Linked DNA regions of Homo sapiens: regions 1 and 2 are each linked to region 3. A link is a contact called in ENCODE Hi-C data. All regions are on one chromosome and are shown on one strand. The core of a region is the stretch at or near the end of the contact, and the rest is flanking DNA. Distances in the headings are between cores, read along the strand shown. Region 1 overlaps COL15A1 (collagen type XV alpha 1 chain). Region 2 has its middle 37 kb from the start of SEC61B. Region 3 has its middle 21 kb from the start of CAVIN4.

Evidence for each region. Hi-C counts contacts between places; a loop is a spot of excess contacts on that map. Pooled maps may share reads with other maps.
Region 1: a map of CD8-positive, alpha-beta T cell shows a loop between it and region 3 (13-fold over the local background). The contact joins two enhancer-like sites. A Hi-C loop is called at or near these places in 4 of 168 maps with a recorded cell type or tissue (B cell, CD4-positive, alpha-beta T cell, CD8-positive, alpha-beta T cell and 1 more) and 7 of 50 pooled maps.
Region 2: a map of IMR-90 shows a loop between it and region 3 (5-fold over the local background). The contact joins two enhancer-like sites. A Hi-C loop is called at or near these places in 6 of 168 maps with a recorded cell type or tissue (HCT116, IMR-90, K562 and 3 more), 2 of 37 single-sample maps with no recorded cell type and 21 of 50 pooled maps.

The regions. Positions count from the first base shown.
Region 1 is chr9:98,973,531-98,976,497 of GRCh38, reverse strand. The region is part of intron 2 of COL15A1 (collagen type XV alpha 1 chain); the gene reads right to left. Among named protein-coding and RNA genes, the nearest start is that of COL15A1-AS1, 30 kb to the right of the region's middle. Within about 2 kb of position 1,382, at least 13 of the 41 ENCODE cell types and tissues checked have a DNase peak (open chromatin) inside an H3K27ac peak, as active enhancers do.
Region 2 is chr9:99,258,343-99,261,042 of GRCh38, reverse strand. No RefSeq gene overlaps it. Among named protein-coding and RNA genes, the nearest start is that of SEC61B, 37 kb to the right of the region's middle. RefSeq lists an enhancer at 1,106-1,155. Within about 2 kb of position 1,307, at least 26 of the 41 ENCODE cell types and tissues checked have a DNase peak (open chromatin) inside an H3K27ac peak, as active enhancers do.
Region 3 is chr9:100,597,388-100,600,128 of GRCh38, reverse strand. No RefSeq gene overlaps it. Among named protein-coding and RNA genes, the nearest start is that of CAVIN4, 21 kb to the right of the region's middle. RefSeq lists an enhancer at 1,088-1,382. Within about 2 kb of position 1,293, at least 17 of the 41 ENCODE cell types and tissues checked have a DNase peak (open chromatin) inside an H3K27ac peak, as active enhancers do.

The DNA.
Region 1 (2,967 bases), core at 133-2,632, 1.6 Mb after region 3:
CCCATCTGGGAGGCATGAATCCATGGGGCAATGAGAGACCCAGGGAGGGGAGGAAGGACTCAGGTTCAAGACTCTGTCTGTGACCTTGGGCCAGCTAGTCCCCCTCCCTGATCTCAGTTTTCCCATCAGAGAGTTAGACCAGATAGACTCTCAGAGCCACATCCACTGTGATTTATTCTATGTATTTTCACTGCCTTCAAACACTTCCTGGGGCTGCATCTGACCGGTCTTATTCTCTCACTTCATTAATGCTTAGAGATAGCTTCATTTCCAATGGGGGTTTTCAACTTACTTTTCCAATTCATGAATTTGATCATATTTCTAAAGCTCCCACATTGTGCCTTGTGTAGTGCTGGAGACATGGAGCTAAGCCTGGAACATGTGTGCTCAAGCAGCTCACTATCTAGGTGACCATTAGTAGTCATCTGCTCCTATTACAAGCTCCAAAGCCTTCAATGGCTCCCCAGTGCCTTCAGCATAAAAGCAAAATTCTACTCGAGACACCCTCTGCTTCATCTCCTCATTCTCCCCCCGTGTCTTTGCCTTCACTCATGCTATTCCTTCTAGTGACATCACTCTTCCCCATCTTCTTACATCTAAATCTTTCCAGTCAGGCTCAGCTGCACCCCAACACACGGGGGCCCCACTCTCACTCTGCAAAAAGGGCCAAAGTCATCCCCCCTCCTCTAAACATCCACAGAGCCAAGGGGATGCTGTGAAGGAACGGACACAGGGAGAGACAACCTGAGCCTCCCTCCCTCAAATCTAGTTCAGACTCCTAAGTGCAGTTTTGGGGTGGCCCCTCCTCAGGGCGCAGAGAGGAGAAATCAGACGGTTTCAGAGACAGAGGAGGCAGAGGAAAATCTGAGCAGTCAGGGCAGGGTGCGACTTTCCTCCCAAGGGTCCAAAGCCAGTTTCCATGGAAACCAGGCAGAATCCCAGCCATGAAGAAACAAACAGAGCAGGGTTCAGGTTTTCCTTCCACACAGATGACAGCGATTTGGCCAGAGATGAAGAACAGGAGCGAACTCTCACCTCTCCTCCTCCTCTCTGCCACAGGCTCAGGGACATCATCTGGCACCTCCCCTACCCCGCTGGGCCTCGGTTTCCCCTTCCGTGCGATGGGCTGGATCAGTCCTTCCATCTGTGGGGTCCTGAAGCAGTGCCCGGGACTAGCCTGAGCTTTGGAGCCTTGCCTCCCTAGAGAACTGTAGCTGGCTTTGCAAAGCTCCCTCTCACAGACGATCATCTGGGACCTGAGCCCAGCGCTAGCGCTAGTTAGCATTTAAAGCCAGAGGAGGCTAAGGAGCGTTCCTCGCTCCAGGTGAAGGAGCGCTGCGGATATGTCCGGACGGAGGCGCGAGGGAGGCTGAGGACGCCCCGGGACCGTGCGCGGCAGCGGCTCCTGGCGGTCTCTACGGGAACTGCGCTTCCACCAACTGCAAGGAAGGCTTTCCACCTGCGCTGTGAACCGGGATCCCAACAACAGACTCAAAGCGAAAGGTCTGTTAAGGGACCCAAGAGAGCAGGTCTGAGGCCATGCAGTGAGTTTGGCCAAGCCAGGCCTAGAACCCATAACGCCTCCTTTCCCTCCTCTGCTGTTTCTCTGCACCGAGTGCTGGGAAAGGCTGAAGGTGCCCCTCCTGGGTTTCTACCATTCCCACACACGCCTCTAAAGACCGACGGCACACTTCAGTCAGCTTAAACGGGGCCACGGTGACTCCTGCAAGCGGGTGGGTGTATTCCCACTGGGGGGCCGGGGCTGAGGGGGTCCAGATGACCCTATACTGCCTGTGGCCTGGGGCTGGACCAGTAGGATGAGGGTATGTAGGGTAAGGTGGGGGGACTGCCCTTGGGACCCCAGAAGGGCTCCTCTCACCTGAGTTTCTTGGCACTCAGTCCCTGGGGAGAAGAGGAGGTGCTCAGTCCCCCTCCTCTGCGCCTGCAGCATGGGGGGCAGACCGTCGGAGAAGCCACGTGTCCCTCCTCCTTGCCCTTTGTCAGCTTGTCCTGCCAGCAAGTTGGGAGGGTGGGGTTCTTGCATCTTCTGGGACGGTTCTTTCCCTTCCCTTTGGACACCCCTACAGAGAGGTGGCCCCCAAGGACCCTGGGTATGTCTAAATCACATCTGGCATGTGACTTCCCTTTCTCCCACCTCCCTGGAGGGACAGGAGTTCAGCAACCGCAGACTGTGTGGGACAGTGCAGCTCACCACCTGGGGAGGAGCTTCCTACAATGCTCACCCATCCAAAGCCACCTGGCTTCCACCTGCTCATCTCCACTCACGGCCACCTGACCATTGCTGCACAATTCGAAGTCTTCGGAAGTCCTTTCTCATGTTGAACTGAGGCAACCGCCCCTGCAACTCCCACCCACCTGGCTGGGCCTAGCTCTCTACCCCTCTGAGACCACACACAAGTCGGCCTCAACTTCTACATCCTGACCTCTCAGATGTTGCATGGGGTGGTGGAAAGGGCCTCAGCCTGCAAGGTGGACTCTGCCACCAACTTGGCATATGACTTTGAGCAGTCCCTTCCCTTCTCTGAGCCTCAGGTTCAATATCTGTCAAACTAGAGCCTTGGACTAAATATTTTCCAAAGGCCCTTGCCAGGTCTGACAGCCTCATCGTCTGCCTCCTCCTTGTCTCCCGCCAGTGTTTCAGTTTTTCTAACCGCCCCTAACTGCCGGTTCTTTCAGTCCACAGCCTTCAGGCCTGGAAGGAATGACTCCAACAGGGGCCGGGACAAACCCAGCCCTCCCCACAGACTTCCTTGTCTTTAGCCAGCAAGGCCTGGCCAGAGGCAAGGAGCACTGTGCTCAGGAAAATGTCACAGCTCTCTGCCTGTGTGGAAACTCAGCCCCACCCAGGCTGGAGTCTCTGGGGGCTCCCGTTTCCACCTGACTCCCTTTCTGAGGAAAATGAACACAACACAATCCACGGTGCCTGAGGGTTTATCTGCACCCAGC
Region 2 (2,700 bases), core at 58-2,557, 1.3 Mb after region 3:
ATCTCACACACCTCCAATGTCTCCTCTTTGCCTGCTAGAAACAATTCATATCAATTCAATAAATACTTACTGAACACCTACTAGATACTAGATGTTGCGCTAGACTGGTGTCAACCAACAACAACCCCTAGGCCGAATCAGGCCCACCACCTGTTTTTATAAATAAAGTTTTATTGCCAGTCCTGGTGGCTCATGCCTGTAATCCCAGCATTTCAGGAGGCTGAGGTGGGAGGATCACTTGAGCCCAGGAGTTCAAGACCAGCCTGGGCAATATCGTGAGACCTCATCTCTAAAAATAAAAAAATTAGAAAATGAGTCAGGAGGAGCACTTGAGCCCAGGAGGCTGAGGCTGCAATGAGCCGTGATGGCAGCACTGCACTCCTGCCTGGGTGACAGTGTGAGACCCTGCCTCAAAAATAAATACATACATAAATAATGTTTAATTGGAATTCAGTTACACTTTTTCATTTACATATTTATTTACATATCATTGTCTATGGAGGTTTTCATGCCAAGAGGGCAAAAATAGTTGTCACAAAGGCAGTGCAGTCCAAAAGTCTCAAATATTTACTACCAGGCCCTTTGTAGAAAAAGTTTACCAACCCATGTGCTAGAACCCAGGGCTACCATAGTGTGGTTCCCTGCTATCACAGAGCTTCTAGAGCAAGGCCTTCCACCATCTAACCTTGCCCTTCTGCCCTTTCTCCTGTCACTCTCCATGAGTCCTCTGAGAGTCCAATGGTTCCTAGATTTTTGGAATTTATGAATCAGTAAAACTTTTTTTCAACTACACAGGATGTACATAGGGTTGTCAAGTGGGTACTGTTCAAAAACCAACTACCATCTAACATCACCATTGTTTTCTAGAGAGAAAGAATCAACATTAAAAAGTTGCAAAAATATTCCTTATCTAAAAATAAAGAACATTTCCTCAAGTGACATTAGGTTTATGAGATTGATTCTCCTGGCTGTGTTTTTCCATTTTTGCTGTGGAATGATAGCATTCTTCAGTCACCACAGGTCTGCAGTCAGGCACAGAGGAATCTTTGATCTAGTCTCGGCTGACTGGTTTACTTTTTACTCCTCAAATTTTCTGTGGATCTTCCCGTGAGATTTGACATCCAGAAAGCTCTTCCTCCTTCTTTCCTGCTCGCTGTGCAGAGCCCAGCTCATCAGCAGCAGGAGTGCAGGGTTCCTCCCGCAGCACCCTAAATGCAGGCTGTTCAAAGGCACATCCGGGCTGTCAGCAAAACGGCTGAGTGATGCGACTGTGGGTGTCTCTGTCAGCTGCAGAGCAGGATGACAGGATGGCCCAGAAGGCTGCCTGGCGTGTGGCCCTTCCTCTGGCACAGGCAGGTGAACCTGCTGACACCGTCACGCTGACAGCTCCGTGGCACAGATTCCACCCGAATACCGGATTCAGTGAGCACCGGCTCCTGCCAAGTCTCTCACATGACCCAGAGGCCACGAGGGCCTGGGCGGCCGCGGCCAGCTCCCAATCAGCAGACGGTGTCGACAGGCACTGAGCGAGGTCGCCTTACTGGCAGGCAGCCCCAAGATACTGGGTCCTCACTGCTCACATGAAGCTTCTGGAATCCCCTCTTACGGTCCCCAGACCTGCGGGAAATAAATCATGGCTGCACCGGGAAGGTAACCCCAGCAAGGCCTGGCCCCGATATCTGGCTTTCGTTTGGGGACACGCACTTTCCAAAAGCTCCTGCTTACCCAACACCTCCTCCTCCCCTGCTGCGTGTTGGGGGAGGGGAATGTGCTTATGACCACTTGTAAAATTCACCACTGTGGGTGACAGATGACATTAAACACCATTTTTCTTTTTTATTTTTCACAAGTGGAGCAGGAGCTGCATTTTTCTAACAGTTTTCCATATCAGAAGTTGAGAATTTCATTATCCTTCCGAGCTGGTCTATAGCAAAGTTGTTTCACTTCTCAATTGTTCCCATTTAACCCATTTGTGAGACACAGGCTGGGGGTGGGGCGCAGGGGGAGGTGGCAGAGTTAAATTTCCAAGGGAAAACTAGAAACCCTGAATCAAAACTGGGAGGAAGTTTCAAGATCACCTGGCTCAAACAGCTCATACTTCTGAGGGAAACTGAGTCAAGGAGGGGCAAGAGCTCAAGACTCCACTGGTAGAACTGAAACAAGAAATAAGATCTCCTTGGTTAATCTAAACCTCTTTCAACTATAGTCTGAAAAGTCCAGCATATCATTTCCTAAAATCCAGAATGAAGGTAATTTTCCTTCTAGAAAACGAGGGTGTAGGTACTAGCTCAGCTTAGGATTCGGTGAGGAAGGGGCACTGTGGTGAAGAGGGAAGACGTGGAATCCAGCAGATAGTTACATGAAATACACGTACCCCTCACAGTAACACTTCTATTAAAGGCTGAAGAAATAGAGCTCCCACATTTTAAGTAATGACACCATAAAATTTGTTCCCTAAACACCATCACATTCAGCCCAGATGGGGAAGCCAAGGCTCAGGGAAGGGACAGGAGCTGAGTGAAGGTCACACACAGTCTGGTGAAGGGTGGGATTAGGGGCTAGGCCTCAGAAGTCTGAGCCAGCTCTCTCCCTGGCGCTGGGTCAGACCATCAGCAATCCCCGTCCTGAGGCTGATGGCCAGCCTTCAACTTAGGACCTCGTCTCAGCTTTCCCCACTGAGAGTCAGCTGTTCTTTCAGGC
Region 3 (2,741 bases), core at 44-2,543:
TCAGCTCTCTCAATATAATGGCACACATAGGAAGTGTGCTGAGAAAGAATCGCTTAGAATTGAGTTCTGCTGGTTGGTGGAACCAGGATTTCGACAAATCTGAATGTAGGGGTAGTCGTGGTTTCTAAGAGTTGAGTAAGCTCTTTTGTTCCATGAAAGTGTTGCCTGCTTGTAGGTTGGTTTGCATAATGCTGCAGTACCAAACTAAAATTCTTCTCATTTGGAAGTGTGAATCCATATCTCAGAATCAGTAGTGAAACAGACCATCCTGGTGGATTTGCAAAGCAGGACTTGGCTAAAACCTTGAATTCATTATCTGTCCATAAAGAAGATATGAGGTCAAAGAATAGAGATGGGAAGAGAGGTCAAGTGAGGATCCTTTGGAGAGATCTGCTGAACCCGCAACCAAAGGAGGTGGTGTGAGGGGCCTGCTTCTAACCTCAAGCTTACCAAAGAGGGCCTCTGAGGGACCACTCAGGGAGCTTGCAGTCCAAGGGATGCAGTGCACTGCTGTTTGATTCCCATCCAAGAAATCTGGAGGCACAATGGTGCCTTTCAGGTGTGGCAAATTCTGAAGGCTGATTTTTTTTTTCTTGTGGAGCCCTTTCAAAGTTTCCTCAAGCAATGCCTCCCCTCCAGCGGACTCCTGACGACAACCCCCTCAACTTACGCATCTGACAGTGAGGCCCCAATCCCCTTCTGCTGAGCTCTCACCTTCGAGAGGAAGTGTCTTAAGGAGAATTTTTTTCCAAGTAGCCAACTCCCTACCACTGACCCGCTTGGCCCAGGAAAAACTCAGTCATCATTGCCCTCTTGTCATCATATGGACAATTTGTTCGTAAGTCTAATTCAACCAACGAGACAGAAACTGCAAAGCTTAAACAGCTCAGTCGCCAGCCATAAATAAAACAGTGCCAGGAGAGAATAATTTTTCAACTATAAGGAGACCAAGACAAGGGAATAATTTACATTTCTGGTTTGCGTGAGTGGAGCTGCGAAAATAGCCCATCATATGTACATCACTATATTTTAACAAATTTCCTATTGGTAGACGGCTAGACTGCGACAGGAATTAACAGGAATTCCTACAAAACAAACCGGACTCAAGCCGGGCGCTGAACCTGGATGCTGACGGAGACGGGAAGAGAACACCCGCCCCGCAGACCTCGGCGCCTGCGCCGGCTCTGCACCGGCTCTCCGCGGCGCGCATGCGTTACGCCATTAGCGCTTTTCATGTGGCTCCTCCCCGGCCCCGGCGCGCTTACTGCGGGAAATGCAAAATTCCCTCCTCCTGCCCGCGGAGCCGGTTTCAAGAGAGCGAGCGGTGGGTTCTGGAACCACCCTGTCCTGCCGGAAGCGTACGCTCCCCCGCCTACCTGGGGACTGGGCGGGGCTCCAGGGAGAGAGGCCAGGCCTCCGCAGCCCCACCAGCTCCGGCCAGGTGCGTGGTATTCGAGAGTAGATTTGTTGTGAGGGTTAAAGTACTTAAAGTTCCTTGCCTTAAATAAAGAGCATAATAAATTGTGGCTGTTGTTACCTGCTTCCGTCACTTCTGGCGCCTGAGATTTGGTTCTTCCTCTCCAGGATTAATTTTGTTTGCTCAGTCTTCTTCCACCTGCTCAAGAATTTTAACCAGTTGCCACACCTGCGGCCTTCGCTTTACCCCTTCTTGGCTGGGCCTTCTCCTTCAGCTCATCTCCCCCATCATTTACAAATACCCTCCTGTTTTCTGTGCTCTGTCCCTACCTACCTCTCCTGTCCCCATCTCATGAGCGTTATCAAAGGTTATCACATTTGTCTCTTCTCCTCCCACCCCATCTCCCCAACTCACTGGAATCTGGCTGCTTCTACCCACTCCACTCAAACTGCTCTCAGCAAGGTCCTCAGCGACCTTGTCATGCACCCCAATGAACACTTTTCCATGCTGCTCTCTCTGCAGCTCCTGACACATCTATCTGAAACTGCTGCAAATCCCTCTGTCATCCACAATGCTCACACTCCCGGTTTTCCAAACTCTCTGATCACTATATTTGCCAGAAGTGTGTCTTCCTTCCCCTGCCCATTTCTGTTGGCTCCCACACACATGCTTCCTGGTTAGTTGTTTTTTTTTCACACTCCACACTTTTATGGGGTGAAGATCTCCTTAATGCCATTGTTTTTGCCTTGCTGATGACTCCCAAATCTGTACCTCTAGTCTAGATCTTTCCTCTGAGCTTCAAACTCCTGGCTATCCCACAGGCACCTCAGACTTAGCACCCCCAAAACATATCTTTTCCAGCAAACCTGCTTCAACTTCTGTACACTTTCTTCTTTGTCCCTCTTCTCACTGGATAACATCATGTGCTGTCTCAAGCCAGAAATCCAGGAGCCACCTTAGACTCCTCCCTCTCCATCATGCCCAGCTGTGGGCTGGCTTCCCTAGGAAACAGACTCAGAGATATTGTAGGTGGCTTATTGAGTGATGCTCTCATGAACAGCACCTGTGAGGGCTGAAGGATGAAGGACAGAGACAAGGAGTTGAACACTTAGTGAGGTTTAAACCGGGGCCTCAGCCAATGCTATGGCAAGCTCTGGACCCAGGAAGGTCCTTCAGAGCTGTTCCACGCTGAAGCCAGAAGCCACACACATATCCCTCAGTCAACCCGTCACTCAATGTGGGCTGCTCTCAGGAGGGGGCATGACCTTGGGTGAGGTGGCTTTCTCTGCTGAGGGCAATTCCTGGAGACAGACTTGGGCGAGAG